2 separate regions of the Homo sapiens genome follow, and region 1 is linked to region 2. The links are chromatin loops, found by intact Hi-C in ENCODE. Cell type or tissue: psoas muscle. All regions are shown on one strand. Links, peaks and the distances in the headings refer to the core of each region. The heading gives the core; the rest is flanking DNA. Region 1 overlaps PDZRN3 (PDZ domain containing ring finger 3). Region 2 has its middle 79 kb from the start of LINC02005.

Region 1 (9,804 bases), core at 571-8,570, 230 kb after region 2:
TACGTGTGCTTCATGAGGGGGTGGTAGAAAATGAGAATGAAATGGCCGGGCACGGTGGCTCACGCCTGTAATCCCAGCACTTTGGGAGGCCAAGGCGGGCGGATCACCTGAGGTCAGGAGTTGAGACCAGCCTGGCCAACATGGTGAAACCCCATCTCTACTAAAAATACAAAAATTATCCAGGCATATGGTGGCAGGTGCCTGTAATCCCAGCTACTCGGGAGGCTGAGGGAGGAGAATCACTTGAACTCGGGAAGCAGAGGTTGCTGTGAACTGAGATCTCACCATTGCACTCCAGCTTGGGGGACAAGAGCGAGACTTCGTCTCAAAAAAAAAAATGAGAATGAAATCTATGCTTATATGTGTGCATAAATGTTTTTAAAAAGAGATCATTTTCTGAGTGTATTGTTGCCTACTTTTACTTTGCAGTGTTCCACAAACAATATTTTGTCATTAGGTAGTTTTTCAGCCTCAGGGCTTTTAATGGCTATGTAGTATTCAACCTATGCCTGTGCTGGCTGTGATGCAATTTACCTCACCTATTACTATGGTTATTTTTACCATTAAAAACAATGCTGGGTTGAAGTTTTTTTTGTTTTTTTGTTTTTTTTTTTTTTGAGACATGGTCACCTGGGCTGCTGGAGTACAGTGGCACAGTCATAGCTGATTGCATCCTCAACCTGGGCTCAAGCCATCCTCCTGCGTCAACCTCCCTAAGTACTGGGGTTACAGGCATGAGCCACCGTGCCTGAAGATAATTATATGTAAATCCTTCCATTAACTTATGTTTTCCTTAAGAAAAATTTCTAGAATTGGAATATTTGTGTCATCATTTTAGATATCTCTCCAGAAAAGTTGTGACTATTGCTTTCCCACAGATCATATTCGAGTAAGTCTTTTCCCTGCCCCTTCCATAATACAGGGTTATTTTCAACTTTGGCCATGTTGTTGAGTAAAAAGTGGCACTAGATTATTTGAGTAGCTGATTGTTATCTAGTTGGATTGAATTTTATTTTCTTTTTCATTAGCCAATTGTATTTCTTCTTTGGTGCAGTTGCTTATGTTCCCTGTTACTGGGCTGGGCTGTTTATCTTTTTTCTTATTGATGTAGAAAAGCTTTATTTGTATTAAAGATGTCAACCTTTTCATCTTTGTTGTACACATTTATTCCCTGAATATGGTTTGCCTTTTCCTGAGACTGGGAGATGCCAATCATTAATTATATGATCAGAAAACTGTTATCCTGCCCAGGCCCGACTTCAGAAACGGACGTTGCAAGATCAACCTGACCAGCCCTGGGGCCTGTGCTCTCTCAGCCCTGAGGTACCACCTGCACCCTGTTATTCTGCTTATGTTGATATTCAGACTTGAAATTGTTCTGAGGATATCTTGTGTATTTTATCTCAGTGCAGAGATAATGAGTTTCACATGGATGGAGGGGATCACAGTGGACACCATTTCCTTTATTTTTTTTCTACCTGCTCTCTACCTGCCCGTACCTGAGTTCCATGGTTTGTGGCTGTGTTGATTCATGGGAGTCTTAGGGGGGATACTTGTCATATTTAAATGAGTTCACTTGACCATCCAAAAGATGGTTGAGTGCCTCCTCTGTGCTTATTACAGAGGGATTGGTTGGAAAGTCGGTTGGGGGTCTCTAATCCAGCGCAATTTTATTTTTTGCCTCAAATTTTTAAATAGAGCTTATTTTTCCTCACACTGACTTTATGTGCTGTTTTTTTTTAAAAAAACAAGAGGACATATCAAATCACCTATAAACTGATGCAGTTTGAATATGTGTGCTCTTCTGATACCCAGTAAGTTTCTGATGATGAAAATAAATGACCTTTAATAAACAAGTTACTTAGTAATATGTATATTAAACAAATAGTAATTCGTATTGTAAGGTTCCAAGCTTCGAAGGCTTGACAAATTCAATAGAATATCATCCACAAGGTAGACAATTTGAAAAATCCTGATTTTCTGATAGGTCTACTGGTTTGTTAAATAAAATGTTTTTTTTAATTTGAATAACCAATTGATGTTTTGCAATTTTTGTTTGGGAGAGGTATTTTTGCATTATTATTTCTACCCAGTGTATTTGTAGTCTGATTCTGCTAAAACAATAACAAAAATCTTGATGGAGTAAAGATAGTTGGGTGAATTAAATTCTATGACTTTTAATTCTGTGCCTTGAATCCTGAAGCAAAGTCTATCTTTAAGGACTGGGGTTTTCTCAAAGGGCTCAATCAGAGGGTAATTTCATATCAGAAGTGCTCCCAAATGATTATTCGTGGGTAACCAGTTACATAAAATGTCATCGTGTATAAAAGTATAGTTTAGTTCTTAATTAAAAAGCAAAATCTTTGCCTTCAGCTTCGTAATCTCATACTCTCAAATTCCAAGCCACCTCCCATGGGTGTCACACTATCTTAGACTAGGAACGGGATTTGGCTATAAATAAAAAACTAGATAGAATATCATTTCCAAAGAGCCAAGGGCACTTGCTGGAGTTGCTACAGAGACTATCCTTTTCCTATCACAAGCACATTCATATGAAAACATTGTTGTTTTGCTTTTTCCATACTTACTTGGAGAGAATTTCCCAGGAAGCCTTTTTGTGTATTTCCCCACAGGTCAATCAATTATGTTGTTAATTAATATAATGAAAAATTAGATCATATACATGCACTTAAATGATACTAACGCAGTTATCTTTATATATACAAGCTAGTGACTTATGTGGGTATAAGACCTCCTTAATAAAAAGTGGTATACTTTGGAGATGGGAAAGTGGCTTGTGGTTGCAGGGAGGTGTTAAGTCACAGCATTATTTCACTTCTTGAAAATGAAGCCCTCAGAAAATGGAGTCATTACAAAATATGTCAGATCTGTAATCACCAACCAAATGATTTGTCAGAAGCAGCCCAGGTTAATAATGGCTGTCCAAGAAAGAGTGTTCAGATGCATGTCAGGGCCGAATTGAGTCCACTGGTGTGGCTGAGATGAGGAGTCCAGAAAAATAACATTCTCTGTTTGGAACCAGGAAGGTTGTCATGGAGATGAAAATCTTCCTGGTCCCATAAAAACCCTGCTTGTCATCTGACTTGAGCCCCGTATTTGCACAGGTGGTTCTCCTGAGAAGGGCTGAGTAAAAACAAATCTATTCTTCCTGAATGGCGCCTTTATGTGTCCAAGAGAATATGTTTCCTTTCTTCAGTCCCTCAATTAATGACCCATTATCAGCTAATTAAATCATGTAAATTTTATGTGAGTTCATTTGTTACACCACATGCTAACTAAGTCTATTCCTGTGTGTTTAACCATATAACTGTTTTAATTGTGAGAATGAGGTACATCAGGTGGGCATCTGGAGAGAATAATAAAGTACTCAAGAAAAGCAGACACACATACACAGCAGTGTAATATTAATTTCTGTTTATAAAGAAGGCAGAAATATGAATAAGTGAATGTCTAGCACATGCCCTGTGACTTCGGGATACTGTGTTCAACTCTATTCTCTACAGAAAAGGAGTCACATGGCTGGGTTTCTGTTTCGCTGAGTTACGTTTCAGATGCAGAAGTCGACTGCATGATACAAAAACACATCTGTTTAGGCTCTCCCCCTCCCCACTCTTGCTTTCTTTCCTATGTGTCAGAGAGCAGAACTTGATCTTTGTATACATTTTGTATAAAAGCCTTAATTCTAGGTTTAATTTCAGTTTGTGATACCTTTCTGCCCCAAAAAAGTTCAAAGCTTTTACCAAGTTTCTCAAGGCACGTTCATGGTTGCACTGAGAGAGTTGAGTTCAGACACAATAAATGCTGTGTTACATTTTTGGAAACGTACTTGTATTGTCATTTAAGACCTTGCAAAGTACATAGGGAAAAGCATTAGATGATGTCCTCTATAGTCAAAAACTACCAAACAAAGCAAAAGAAGAATTTTTTATTGTTCATTGGATAAGGCCAAGTAGACAGCAATGGGAATAATACTTTCATTAAAGCTTTACGGATAAAGAAATGATTTAAAGTGAAGAAATCATACTTTTTTTGAAGCCTGGTATTTAAAGAATGAAATCATACTTCCTTGAGGTTTAAAAATATTCATGTGTAATGCTAGACTTTGGTTATGCATTCCCAGATGTTTAACGCACTCATCATTTGTAAATGGAACTTACGTCAGATTTATGACCTCAGAATCTTCAAGTAAATAAAGGACCACTTATACATTTGCTTGTAAAGGTAGCACCTAATAGAGAAAATTTGAGGGAACCATTAAAACAAGTATAGGTTTAGCTTATAAAGGAAACACTAGTATCTAAAACTAGTTTAATTTCTTTTAAATGGACTGGGTTACCAAAGTACTTCATGACATTTTATGTTAGTAAAATGTTAAAATTTTTAAGTTAAAATCAAGAAAGCATTGAGATAAAATTGTTTTATTCAAAACAACAAAACTACTATCCATGATAGTATAATATTCTCTGACCAACAGTATTCATATACACAGCCCCAGAAGTGCAAAACCACAACTGTGTTTTCACACCTGTCTCTTGCAAATTCTTACTTAACAGATCAAAATGACCATCTTGTAGAAAGTATTTTGTGTAAGACACTGTCACCTGTGAGCCAGCAGGTGGTGCTCTGGTACCACGTCTTGATCATTCGTTTCAACTGAGAGAGGAGGGCTGCAGTCTCAATGATACCAGGCTCTAGGATTTTCTGTAAGATGCCACACAGCTGATCTTTAGAAATACCTGGCCTCTGGGGGATTTGCTTTCCATCTGACCATTTAACATCCTTGACCGAGCTGCCTTCTCTATAGCTGTACTGTTGAAATTTGTCATTTCTTACAGCTGCCTGGTTTCATGAGCTGCCAGTCTCAGAACATAGCATACCATAAAATAGGAATTCTGACCACGCAGCCTTATGGGTAAGGCAAGGGAGGGAGTTGAAGGGAAACCGCTATAGTAAAAGAAAACTCAGAAAGATAAATGTTAAATAGAATCAATGGATATTGGAGAAGATAATTTTAGTTGTTGGTGGCCTTAACTTATGGAGAACTCAGTATCTTTTCTCAGCTCCACCTAACAGTTCCCATCTTTTAGGAAAGCAATTATTTAGATGCCAGAGAACACCATTATGGAAATGGAATCTTTTTAAAATAAAAACCTATCATTTTGACTGCAACCAAGTTATAGTTTTGACTGAATGCATAATTATTACCCCAAACAAAAGGTTTTATACCTGATTCCATGCCATGATTCTTCATTGTGACCCTTTACTTGATTCTCCATCATGAGCAACCAAATCAAGATGCACATGTGTAAGTAGTGCCTTATTTTTTTCTCACTTAGCCCACTGTTGTTTCTCTTTGCTTAATAGCACAGCTCTAAGAAAACGGTTGCATTTGGTCTACAAGCTAGCAGCAATTCAAGGAGCTTCATTTTCTAATGACTTGTTTTATTTTATTTTATTTCATTTCATTTATTTATTTTGATACTGAATCTGGTTCTGTCACCCAGGCTGGAGTGCAGTGATGCGATCTCAGCTCACTGCATCTCCGCCTCCCAGGTTCAAGCGATTCTCCTGCCTCAGCCTCCTGAGTAGCTGGGATTACAGGTGTGTACCAACATACCCGGCTAATTTTTTGTATTTTTAGCAGAGATGGGGTTTCACCATGTTGGCCAGGCTGTTCTTGAACTCCTGACCTCAAGTGATCTGCCCGCCTCAGCCTCTGAAAGTGCTGGGATTACAGGTATGAGCCACCACACCTGGCCTTCTAATGACTTGTTTTAGAATGTGGATGTCAATGTCACCCACCTTATTCTCACCAAATATGGAGCTAGAGAGCCAAGTTTAACGAGGTTTTCCTTTGACACCCTGAGAGCCTCGCGTTGCATCCACTTCTTTCCAACATTATTATTTATGCTTTTTACATAGTAGGCACACAGCAGGTATTTGTTGAATGAGCCATTGCTAGATTAGAAGTGGGAAAGACTGACAGTCGAATCGTTAGGAGTCGTCTGCAGTCGTCAAGGTGAGTGATGACAGTGGCCTGTATAGGGAAAGGGGGAAGCTGGAGATGGGATGGATGTGCCCTGTTGGAGAGACAGATTCCACAGAATCTATGAGCAAACTCCAGGAACATGTTAAAAGTAGATGAGATCCTGAATGGAGGGCATCACCTCCAAAGCCCGTGTCCCAGTTGACAGTGGAAAGGACTCAGAGAGATGCCTCTAGCTCAGGTGAGGAGTGGATGTGATTTTAAGCCAAGGTGGAAAACAAGTGGGGAAACTGGTTCTGCTGTTAAGAGCCCAACAGCTGTGGCTATGTGTTTGGATTTTGCGACTCGAATCAGGTTCATTAATTATGGCCAAATGTTAGCAAGAGTTTATAATGATAAGCTGTGCAAAGAGTTTCAAAAATTACAAGTATTTCTGAATTGCTTACACGGACATTGGTAGGGAAAGAGAAGAGAAGATGGAAAACAAGGAATATACGACACCATGCTTGCCCTTGAGAATTTTAGAGTCTGTCATGGGAGACCAGACTTGCACGTAGGAGGCAAAACACCAAGTAAGAAAAAAAAAGAAATGATATAGCTCAACATGAGCAGAAGAGTTGGTGGATAGATTCACATAGGCAGCAGTGGATCAGTTAGGCTGTGTGAAGAAATGAAAGCCTTAAGATTGAAGGCTTTGGAGAGAAAAAGAGGTTTCTTTAGAAGGCATTGGTGTGGTGGACAGAGGTAGAAATGACCTGGAATAAATTTTTAGGTGGTTTAAAGGGGTGACCCAGCTTGGGAGGAGGCGAGAACTGGCAGGTGGGCTAGGCTAGGTTAGTAAGATGCCAACATAAAAAGATGAGGAGCTTTACCCTTAATCCACTCTAGAACAAGAAGGCATTGTTGGGAGGAAAAGAGCATGTTAAGGCTGTGTTTTAAGAGGATTATTCTGGCAACAACACTTATATAGAGTGGAGCCATGGTGATTAGCATTCAGCAGTCCTGGCAACTCAGCTCAGAAATATTCAGGGCCCAAAGTGAAATGTGGCAGAGCTCATGTGGAAATGGGGTTGGAGAGGGGAGTATCAGAAAGCATTTTAAAAGGCCAAGTTCAATCTTAGTGACAGATTAAAAAAATAATAATAAATAATAAGGACAGCCAGGCACAGTGGCTCATGCCTATAATCCCAGCACTTTAGGAGGCTGAGGTTGGAGAATTGCTTGAGCCCAGGAGTTCCATACCAGCCTGGGCAATATAGTGAGACCCAGTCTGTACAAAAAATTTAAAAATTAGCCAGCTGTGGTGGCATATGCCTGTAGTCCCAGCTACTTGGGAGGCGGAGGATCACTTGAACCCATGAGATCAAGGCTGCGGTTAGCCATGATCACGCCATTGCATTCTATCCAGGGTGACATAGTGTGACCCTGTCTAGAAGGTGGGGGAAAAAAAGCAAGGGCTTTCTTTGTAACCCCCATTCCTGTGGTGATGGGGTTTTCCAAATAATGAAAGAAATCCTCAACACTAAATAGCAATAACAACCACAACAATAATATTAGCTAATATCCACCAGGCTTTCTGTGTGGCCAGCTGTGGTCTAGGCTCTGTATGTTGACTCATTTCATCATCACAATAATGTAGAGGTAGGTACTTTCATTATCATCATTTACTATAGGCAAGGAAGTTATGTCATGGAGAGATTATGTAACTTGCCAAGAAAATACGACTAGGAGGTGGGAAACCCAGGTATGAGCCAGGGAAGCTTCCCCAGATCCCCTTACTGCTTTTTGTAATCTAACAGAAGACCCAACCACCACCACCACCTCAGGCTTTGGGCATTTTAGAGGATGTCATTTAGATGCCACAATATTAAAATTTCATCGATTTCTTATCTAGCGATTGACTAGAATAGTTTCAGAATTAGGATCATTCCAGAAAATCCAGAACTTGTGGTTGTTAATATCTAGAGCATCCACCCTGGAGCCTTACACGAATAGTAGCAGATGCCTCAGATATGTTTTAGGTGGTGAGTTGGTGTAAGGACTCGAGACAGAGATGACTGTGAGTCAGGTCTGAGAGCCTGGGAGGGGAGCGGCTCATGGCTCAGCCTACATGTGTGAAAACCACAGCGTGTGGCCATGTGAGTTACCAGCGTCACCTGGGGCCAGCCTGGGCCTCGTAGGTTTATAATTTGGTCATGGATGCTCCCTAATCACACTATACGGATTACAAATGAAAACTCCATGAGATCAGGACTCGCCGGTCTTCACTGATGTTTGTAACCAGTGCCCAGAGCAATGCCTGGCACCTGGCATTTGCTGAAGGGGACAAGGAAAGAGGCATGCTGTTGGCAGGTGGTAAGGGATCCAGGACACTCAGCAGAGTGATTACGGAGCATAAGAACCAGCCGTGTGGTTGTTTATCCCTTTCGTGCGGTGTCACCGGCCACTGGGAATCTCCTGGTTAAACCTCGTCTCTCAGGCAGGAACAGAGCCTGGTTTCTGCCTATGCTGGGACCCTGCTACCCCAGCTTGTATCTCAGAAGACAAGCAGCAAGCCTGACCAGCGACCCGCACAGCCAGCATCTGGGTCTATGCTGTGTGTATTGTAAAAAGTTAACATACGGGCCAGGCACGATGACTCACACCTGTAATCCCAGGACTTTGGGAGGCTGAGGCAGGTGGATCACGAAGTCAGGAGTTCGAGAACCAGCCTAACCAACATGTGAAACCCCGTCTCTACTAAATATACAAAAATTAGCCAGGCGCGGTGGCGTGTGCCTGTAATCTCAGCTACTCAGGAGGCTGGGGCAGGAGAATCGCTTGAACCCAGGAGGCGTAGGTTGCAGTGAGCCGAGATTGTGTCATTGCACTCCAGCCTGGGCAACAGAGCTAGACTCCATCTCAAAAAAAAAAAAAAGTTATGAATCACTGTGGGCTTGGAGCATCTCCCCCTTTCTCCTGCTAGCACAAAAAGGTAGCGTTAGGTTATAGGGAATAGCAATTAATTCATTGTTTTTGATGTTGCAGTTAGGGAAAAAGTACTCGACCATTTTTCAAATGCCTAGGTGGTGTTGTTTAACTCTGGTGAAAGCAGTGCTTAGAGTCCTGTGTTCTCTTTTGATACTGGAGCCAGCGGTAGTTTGGTACATACTACCAACTGTCCCCCAACACTAACCACTGAATGTCTACTTATCCCAGCTGGGAAGGCCAGGAGCTTTTCAGGTTAGTCGGGATACACATAAAGTCACTGTGGATGGACTTGATAGATAGAAACTCAAGTCAGGAGGATGGAGAAAATGGGATGGGTCTGGGAAGTATTTTCAAGTGGAGTGACAGGGATTGATGACTTACTATGTCTGGAAAGTGAGGGAGGGAGAAAGATGATTTTTGTATCTCTACATGACAGAGGCAGATAACCAGGATTTGTGGCCTTACCTTCTCTGGCGGAACTTCAGATATAACAGATCTCTGCCTAGAGGAGAGGAAGGAGTTAGAACCAGCAAGCTCAACTGTTGTTACCTCAGCATCTTCCCAGACCCTACCACCCTTTCAGGTCTCTCTTCAATTATCAGCATACTATACCTAAAGTGCTTCTCCCTTGGGCAGTGGTGGGGGGTTCTTGTGGGTGTGGGCCCAGAGGTTCGAGTCGTGCCCCTGTTACGTCCCCATCACTGCGCTGAGCTGTTGGCGGGGGCGGGGACGGGGGGCGCTGTGCCGGCCCTAAATGAGTTTTCTTTCCTCCCTTATATCCCTAGATATATATGGAGACAAATCTGTTGCTGTGTGCTGTCCCTGTT
Region 2 (9,804 bases), core at 591-8,590:
GATTTATGGGATCTCATTATACAACTAACTGTATGTATGCTAGGCAGTCTTAACAACATGAGCCCCCTCTGTCTCAAAGACCCAGGTATAAAACTTTGCTGAGAAATGAATTAAGATGAACAGATACTATACATATGCATGCTTGGTGTTGATATCTGTGTATGGCTAGGGTTTTATTTGTCCAAGCGTGTCAGTTGCTCAGTGGTTAAAACTGGAGGGGAAGAAGGAAAAGAACAAGATGAAAGGTTATAAGACTTGAAAACCAGTAAATTTGGGGAATGTTTGGCTTTTTGCAAAATATTTTTTAATCACAGATTGTCAGTCCTCTTTCAGATGTGCCAGGTTCTTGTTTAATTACTGCATGTAAATGTCCATATTATAATTAGCAACTGATAGATATACACATAAATACATATGAACAAGCACATACACGTATAATTTTTACATTTGCAAAGAGTGTTCTCTGGACAATCAGAAAGTGTATTTGCATAAATTGTGTTTAAGACTTCCCTATTCAGCTCTGCACACCCTTCCCACGTCCACTACCCCTATTCTTATGAAAAAGAATTGTTGAGATCAATAAAATTATCTGTCTTATATTGATTAAATTATACAAATACTACTATTATTAAACTGTATTCTTCAGCTTTCTGAGACAAGGGAAAAAATACTTTCTGGTATGTAAGTTCAAAGAAATAGACCCCTTACCAGACATGAGCAGTTGTCTTGGGAATGCAGATTTATGAAAATTGATAGCCTGTCTTTGTCTGGCAAAACAAAGTGCCTTTCTTTCCCGTTTTGTTCTCTGCCTGTGTAACAGAGACAATTCTTTTTTTTTTTCTTTTTTAGGAAGGGAGGGGGATGTGACTTCTTAAATTAAACATACCTCTCAAGTCCTCTGCAAGGAAACACCTCTAGGGTCTCTGCACTCCTTTGAGCCCCAGAAAAAAAGATGTTGACTTCAAGTTCAAGCTGAAATAAAGACTGAAAGCAAATAAGTTGGGGTAGAAGGAGACAGATGTTCAGATCATGTGTTTAAATTGATGATAAGTAAACAGGTTATTATAAACAAAGCCAAACAGCTGGACATGGTTACAGAGTGCTTTTTTAAAAAGTAAAATAAATAAAATTAAAATTTTCTTTTAAAAAATGAGAATGTAGAAAAATGTAAAAAGACGATAATTTTGTTCTATTTTGGTATCAGGGAGACAGTATCAAGGTTTTTATATTTTTCATTTCCATAAATTATGTTTATATGCATGTTACACTTACCTAGGCTTACTTGGCATATGCTAAAAATAATACGGACTTTTCATGTCCTGGGACACATCACGTGTTCCTCCAATTACCCTGTTTTCAGTTTCAGGGCCGCTCAAAAGGTAAACAGGCAGCTGACATAACACTACAAATTTAAAACGTCACTTGAACCATACCCATTTAATAAGGAGACAAAGGGACCACGGTGGCTTTTTTTTCCGCCCTAAAAATCTGGAAAGCAACTGCATTTTCTATCACACTTTTGGGGATTTGAACAGTATCCAGACATCTGTAAGATGTGTATTTTTAATCACTTCTGACTTTCACTTCCAAGTCTTGTGTATGAAAAACTTGAAACTGCCATGTGGCCTACAAGCCTGTGAAGGTCTCCCCACCCCATCCCCAAATATGTGGGGTTCCAAAATCATTTGTTCCCAATTTCCCCAGTTTGGGTTAGAGTATGTCCATAGGGCTCGCTGACTCTTGGTAAACTGGAAACCTGATTTGATTTGGCAATGTTTCTGCTAGCTGCACCTTCCCAGGGGGTCTTGCCTTCACTCTCTTTCTGACCTGAGTTAACTATATATTTTTTTCATTTGCCTGGAATAGTGGAACAATTTTACTACTAACTAATCACAACACTTATTAAGCATTTATGAGTTATAAGGCATTGTACTAGCATTGAAGTGAGAGGGGCCCTGTAAACAACACAGTATCTGCTATTACTGAGTTTGGCATCCAGTTAACAAAGAACATACAAGCAGGTGAAATGATCAATGACGATCAAAGATGTAAATAACAATCTGAAAAAGAACCAATAGCAAAAGGTATATTTGTAACTATTGCCAAGGATGAAATATAAGAATAATTAGAGTTCAAAATGGCAGAGAGAGTATTATAGTGGAAATACAAACTAACTAAGGGGCTACTATGATTGACCAAGTATACTGATTTGGCTGTGACAACATCAGTTTATACTTGTTGTCCTGGTATCATATTTATTCTTTTCATTCTTTTTTTTTTTCTTTTTTCTTTTTTTTTTTGAGATGGAGTCTCTCTCCGTCACCCAGGCTGGAGTGCAATGGCATGATCTCGGCTCACTACAGCCTCTGCCTCCCAAGTTCAAGCAATTGTCCTGCCTCAGCCTCCTTAGTAGCTGGGACTACAGGCACCCGCCACCACACCTGGCTAATTTTTATGTTTTAAGTAGAGACAGGGTTTCGCCATGTTGGCTAGGCTGGTCTTGAATTCCTGACCTCAGGTGATCTACCCATCTCAGCCTCCCACAGTGCTGGGATTACAGGCATGAGCCACTGCACCCAGCCTCTTTTCATTCTCATAAGTGTTGCAGTTAGTATAAGAAATTATGTGCTCACCCTATTTATGGAAGAGTGAATTTAGACACAAGGAAGGAAAGTGAGAAAGATATTCCAAAATGACATAAATGAAGATTACAAAAAGAGAAAGGGGAAAATAAGGCACGTACAAAGATTCAGTGAGTAAACCAATGTGTTTAGCAACAACACAGATAAATATATGTAGTGTATTTGAAGCTTATCACATCTAATCCACTACCTATGTACAGGAAATGATTTTTAAATTATTAAAATTACACCAATCTAATATATGGTGAAATAAACAGAAAATACAGATGATGAAAAGATTTGTAATTGCCCATAATTTCTCATACCCAGTATTCATTATTGTTAATATGTTCACTGCATGTTATTTAAGAGTTTTCTTTGCAGATGTAACCAAACAATGGCATCATCATATTGTCCATATGATTTTAAATATGCTCTATTCACTCACTACACTATGAATATCTCTCCATATCAATAAATAGATGTATGACAATTGTTTCATGTAATAGCATTATATAGTGAACTGTGATATGTTAAACAAGTTCCTAGGTTTGATATTTGGAAAAACTCATGGAGAATTTTTTGCTATTATGAACAGCATTGCAATGTATATTCTTGCACAAAATCTGTGTTCAGTTGTCCAATTACTTTCACTTAATACATGATGAGAAGGGTAATTTCTAAATAGATTATTTTTTAGAATTTTTAACTTGCAGCAGAGAAGTTGAGTCACCCAGGCCATTGACCTATTGTCATTTTGTTTCCACATGACCACAAAGAATAATCTTAAGATCCTTGACTTTTCTCCACTGCTGTTATAGCTATCTTAGTTTTCCCGAGGCACTGTGATAGCCTCTTAATTTATTTTACTTCTTCCACTCTAACTCTGTCCCAAATATTCTCCACACTGCAAGAAGATGAGTTATTTTAAAATGTCACCCAGATTATGTCATTCACCTGCTTGAAACCCTTCAGTGTGTTCCAGTGAAACTCAAATAAAACCCAAGCTGTTCACAATAGCAAAGACATGGAATCAACCCAAATACACATCAGTGATAGACTGGATAAAGAAAATGTGGTACATGTACACAATGGAATACTATACAGCAATAAAAAGGAATAAGATTAGCCAGGCACGGTGGTTCATGCCTGTAATCCCAGCACTTTGGGAGGCCGAGGCAGGTGGATCATGAGGTCAGGAGATAGACACCATCCTGGCTAACACGGTGAAACCCCGTCTCTACTAAAAATACAAAAAATTAGCCGGGAGTGGTGGCACACACCTGTAGTCCCAGCTACTCGGGTGGTTCAGGCGGGAGAATCACTTGAACCTGGGAGGCGGAGCTTGCAGTGAGCCGAGACTACGCCACTGCACTCCAGCCTGGGCGACAGAGCAAGACTCAGTCTCAAAAACAAAAAAAAAATAATATGATCATGTCCTTTACAGGGACATGGATGGAGCTGAAAGTCATTATTCTCAGCAAACTAATGGAGGAACAGAAAACCAAACACCACACCTTCTCGCTTATAAGTGGGATCTGAACAATGAGAACACATGGACACAGGGAGGGGAAAAACACACACTGGAGCCTATTGGGGGCAGGGGGTGGGCGGGGGAGAGACAGCATCAGAATAAATAGCTAACGCATGCGGGGCTTAATATCTAAGGTGATAGGTTGACAGGTGCAGCAAACCACCATGGCACACATTTACCTATGTAACAAAACCGCACGTCTGGCAACACATGTATCCCGGAACTTAAAACAAAACAACAACAACAAAAAAAAAAACAAAAAAAAACAAGCTCAAGCTCCCTCACATGATCTGACCTGTGCCCTCCTGGCCTTCCCAATCTCCTCCCCGCTCCCCGCCATCTACCACACCCCAGTACCAGGGCCACCTTTCAGTTCCTAGAAGGAGTAAAGCTGCTGGCTGCTTCTGGGTCTTCACCTACCACTTCCTGCAACACTCTTCTCCTTTATGACTTTGCTCAAATCGTAATTATATCAATCTATTTCTAGCTAGTTTATTTTTCAGCTCCTCTAGTGGATTCTACGTTCTGTGGTGGCACTAATGAAATTGGATTTTTTCACTATCGATTTGGCAGTAATCCTAATACAGTGATTGGCACATAATAGGTGCTCAGGAACTATTAGAGAGGTAGAGGGATGGGTGAAGTTTGTGGCCATGGACCCAAAAAACCACCCCCACATAAGCCTGGGTCTTTTACTCTTTTAGCACGGTATTCTTAAAACCTTAGCTAACCACAGCAGGAATAGAAGCACTGTTGGTGTCAGATAACAAAATGCCAAAATGGGAAGTACCTGGAGATAGACTAATATTATCTGTAAACTCCCTAGAGACTGGCACCTTGGATAGCCCTTTAGTCCATGTGAGGGCTTGGCTGACCCAAGACCAGGACGGAGGCAAGCAGTCCAGCATTATCCATCTGACTTTCCAAAGGAAAGCAGAAGTCACCCCAAGGGTAGGATGAGTGACACAACACAGCCGGCACCAGGATGACCAACAGGATTAGCTGGGTCAAGGCATCAGCCAGCCAGAGCAGCCGCGACAGGCCCAGCAGATGCCGAGGAGTGATCGGCTGTCACCTCTGCTCATCTCCATCTGTTTGTTTGGCTGACCCCAGCGCTGGCCCCAGCTTTCTTTCTGGACTCATAGGCAGCTGGGACCCAGGGAAAATGAGTATCACGCGAGAGTGTTTGGCAACTGTGTGTCTGATGTGCACTCATAAGTCATGGGAATGACCAGGGCGAGGTGTCAACTAACAATTTCTGCATGCTTCCCCTCACTCCTGAGCCCACTCTCCACAAGCAGAGAAAGGGGAGATGGCGATGGCAGAAATCTTCGCACAGGTAATTCAGAGGATAAACAAACCTCAGGGAGCTGGTCAGAAGTCTGACTGGGGCTAATCCTTTGCATTACCTTGCATTCACCAGACTGAGAGAGATAATCTTGAGCCCAAGCCCTCTGGATTCTAAATGCCTGCTTAAGACTGACACTGTGTAGGTAAACGTTTTAGGTCAGAATATTAGCTCAGTCATTTCCTGGCTGTGTGGCCTCAGGCAGATTTCCTAACTTCTCTGAGCCTCAATTTTCTCTTCTGGAAAATTATGCTCAAAACATATCCTAAGGCAAAAGACAAATGAGAGAATGTTACTTGGGGTCTTAGCACAGGCCTATAACATATTAAGTTGTCAATTAATAGTTGTCAATGACAGCTATTGTTATTATTAAAATGTATATAGACAGAAGTATGCATATACACATGTGTTTTGCTCAAAGAGCCTCATACTCTTTGGGGAAAGAAAGAATCATAGCATTTCACTTAGAGCTTTTATCCTATCCTACAAAAATCTCACCAATTTGAGGGCTCAAAATACCAACTGGCAAGTACTGTTCACACAGTGTTTCTATACAGAAGTTTATTGAAAAAAAGGTGTCAGAATACTCAATGAGCAACACGTATATGGTTGCTCATTGAATACGAGATACCACATTCAAGATACCAAGATAGTATTCTGCCAAGTTATGGAACAACTTGGAATCTTAATAATTTAGTTATCGAAAGCGTACAGAAAATAAACAAGAAAGTCCCTGTGTTGCCGGGCGCGGTGGCTCACGCCTGTAATCCCAGCACTTTGGGAGGCCGAGGCAGGTGGATCACGAGGTCAGGAGATCGAGACCATCCTGGCTAACATGATGAAACCCCGTCTCTACTAAAAATTCAAAAAAAATTAGCAGGGCGTGGTGGCGGGCGCCCGTAGTCCCAGCTACTGGGGAGGCTGAGGCAGGAGAATGGCGTGAACCCGCGAGGTGGAGCTTGCAGTGAGCCGAGATTGCGCCACTGCACCCCAGTCTGGGCGACAGAGCAAGACTCTGTCTCAAAAAAAAAAAGTCCCTGTGTTAAATGATTTCAGTCTTATGGGGGAAATAAGTAATAAGGGAATTAAAAACAGAGTGATACGTGCTTTGATTGGAGTAATCATAAGGTACTGTGGGAGTACAGGGGAGGGATGCCTTAGCTACCCTTAGAGGATGTGTGTGTGTATTTGTGTGCATGCACCCATGCAGTTTTGCACCCTTTTGAGTGTAGGAAACACTACCTGACTATAGGTGACAGGTAAACTCTAAATATAAGATAAACATTGGAGGGAGAATATGAGGAATGAGATAAAAGGGTAACTGCAGGGGGAGTAAAATATAGTAATGACAGTAGGCTACAACCTATCAGCTGTGTGACCCTGAGAAAGTCAATCAACCTCTCTGAGCTCAGTTTCTTCACCTGTAAAATAGGAATGTCAGCCCCTCACAACACTGCTATGAGGATTAAATGACACAAAAATAGCTCAGTGCCTGCATATTGAAAGTGTTTGACAAATAATAGCTGCTTTTATTGTCATTGATATAAATTATCTTAGGTTTCTCACAGTCCTTAGAAAGGAATCAGAGAATCCCCCAAGATATTTTGAAGCTTTGGAACCATTCTGTGATATTTGTCTTGTTTCTACATTTCATCTGGTCTGAGAAGTTCTCTCTGATCTTCTTCGGTGGAATGCTTAAGTATCTTCAATCTCATCTGGAGTGCTAACTCTGACGTGTTGCTAATGACTGCCTCAAGTGAAAAAGGGCACTGTGATCCACTGGCAATGTCAGTTATGGGGAAGGGTGAGGAGAGCAGTGCTACAGAGTTCCTGGTATTTGCTATCCAGGAAGCACTAGTACCATTTCTGTCACCAAGATGGCCTATTGTTCTTTCTAAGGACACCTCTGGCCTTGGCAGGTGACATCTAGCTCCCTAGTCCTCCCTAACACTAGTATATGCCCTGTATTCCTTCTCAAAGCTCCCCCATTCCCAGAAAGAAAAAGGCAAAACAGCCATATGCTACCAAACACATTTCTTCTTTCCAGGATGTCTTTGATTCTCTTTCATGAATCTGAGTCATCTCTCCACACCCACCAGCAGTCCCAGCTGAAATTACTGTTTTCCACAGCACTTCAAATTTTTATATCCTCAGGGCCTGCTTTCTATCTGGATCAGAATGCCTTTGGGGGAGGGGGAAGGCACCCAGGCTTCTCTCCTACAGGGATTTCTTCTTGAAATGTATTTTCTCCTCCACATCAAAGTCCATTGAAAACACAGAAACTTCAACCCATCAGGGGTTATATACACATATAAATACATTCATCACTTCCGCTAACCCTGGTCAGTATCAAGAGTAACTCCTCTGCGAGGGCACAAGAAGTACATTTCATAAGGCAGCCGACATGATCACTGGCCCAACACCATTTTCCTCTGCATTGCAAAACCCTGCATGATGTTCACACTGCAATCAGTGTGCTCTCAGGGCCTGCAAGCCCCATTCCTAGCCATCACTCAATTGAGGCCACTTCAGGGAAATCTTACTGAGTAGCAACAAAATCTGTGCACAGCGTGATGCAAGCCACATCTTCTGCAGCAAAGGAAATTCCATTGTCGCGGGAATGTCAGCCATTCCCAGAAGAGCCAGCTTCTCTGGCTCTCTAAGCAGTCAGAAAGCTGAGCTGACAAACGGATCTGAGTAAGCTCACTGCAGCACGACAAGCTGGCAGCACTGTCTTTCCCAACTCTTGCCTCAGTCATGAAAAAGACAAGAATCATTACATCTAAAGCAAAATTCTCAAAGCCTGGATCAAAATCATGAAGAGGAGAGGGGAATAAAGGATGAGGAGGAAGCATTTGTTTAAAATGCAGATTCCCAGGCACCCACAGGACCTACTAAGACTGTCATCCCTTAGAGCAGTATCCAGGAATCTGATTTAAACCCAAACATGCAGAGGTAGGCTTGGACACATATGCTGAGATTCTCACGCACAGTGAGGTTCGAAGCTGCAAAGAAAAGTTTAACTCGTCAGCCATAGTACTGCCTTCTTCTTCACAGACCAGTAGAGAAATGTGCTACTTGATTACTTAGCAGAGGAAACTTTCATAGCACCAACTTCCCAGAGGCAGGAAACGTTTTCAGCTCTTATTTTTCCCATGACACCTCGTTTGTTGTGAAGCCTTTGTTGCCCACATGCAAACTCTGCAGCATCTTCAATATGAAGCCTAAGTTTTCTCCATCTTTTTCAAATTTGTAAACGGATAAGCCCCATAGCCACATCTGCTGATAAAAGGCAACAGGCAAGACAATTTTAATTCATATCTATAACAGTCCTTCTTTAAACTTACGAGGATATCAAACTATTTTTTCCTTCACTTACATTATCTTCCCACCTGCCTTTGTTTTACTTCTGGATCTTTTTGGTTGCAAATAACATAATCTACTGAAATGAGTTGAAGCTACAAAAGAAAGAAGATTATAAAGTAACAAGGTAGGAAATACAGTTAGGCTTCCCCAGGAGCTAAATCTGGATCTTTGCAAACACTAGGAATTATAGTAGACCCTGTTTACTGTCTGTGCAGCATTCTCCTCTTCCTCCTCCCTCACAGAGCCCCAGTTTCCCTCCAGCATCCATCCCTCCCCTGGAGGCTCAATGGTCTCTGAGGAAGCTGCACCCATCCCAGCTCCCAGTGTTGAACCTGAGGGATCCAAGCCATTGATTCCTGTTCTAGCAATTGTATTATCCAGAAATGAAGCTCAAAGCTAGTATAATCTATATATTTTATACAATCTACATAATTTCCTAACTATGATATAAAAGATTTTAAACATTTCCTATAATAAGATTATATGCATTCCAATCAGAAAATGCCCAGGCATGACTCCTTTAAAGCACATAATAAATACTAGGAAAGTGGTGTACTTGTAAAAAGAAGCATTGTGAATTTGAGGACTCTGAGTTGACATCATGTTTTCTCAGCCTCAGCACTATTGACATTTTGGGCTAGATAAGTCTTTTTATTGTTGTTGTCGGGGGCTGTCTTATGCATTGTAAGATATATAACAGCATCCCTGGACTCCATCTACTAGACACTAGTAACACACACACATACACACACACACATACACACACATACACACACACACCTCACAACCGAAAATGTCTCCAGACATTGCAAACTGCCTCTGGGGGAAAGATTACCTCTGGCTGACAGCCACTGGTATAGACTGATAGAAGATGTGTTTTTTTGGTAACCGAAATACAACAAATAGTGTGGTTGCCAATTGTATCTTGCAAATCA

What was found. Peaks named below come from ENCODE experiments on the same cell type or tissue, not always from the same donor. Only the 100,000 strongest peaks of a DNase experiment are listed, where the experiment ranks them.
Region 1: a loop joins it to region 2, with 2.3 times the contacts of the local background. A loop is called at or near these places in 4 of 110 quality-filtered maps.

What each region holds. Positions count from the first base shown.
Region 1 is chr3:73,497,709-73,507,512 of GRCh38, reverse strand. All of the region lies in intron 3 of PDZRN3 (PDZ domain containing ring finger 3), which reads left to right. Among named protein-coding and RNA genes, the nearest start is that of PDZRN3-AS1, 120 kb to the left of the region's middle. RefSeq lists enhancers at 4,777-4,846, 7,939-8,018. In psoas muscle, for the core only: a CTCF peak has its summit at 4,629 (motif pointing right); a DNase peak (open chromatin) is centred at 4,642; H3K4me3 peaks cover 1,909 bases; H3K27ac peaks cover 4,189 bases.
Region 2 is chr3:73,725,543-73,735,346 of GRCh38, reverse strand. No RefSeq gene overlaps it. Among named protein-coding and RNA genes, the nearest start is that of LINC02005, 79 kb to the left of the region's middle. In psoas muscle, for the core only: no CTCF peak of the experiment used is centred there; a DNase peak (open chromatin) is centred at 5,206; H3K4me3 peaks cover 861 bases; H3K27ac peaks cover 5,345 bases.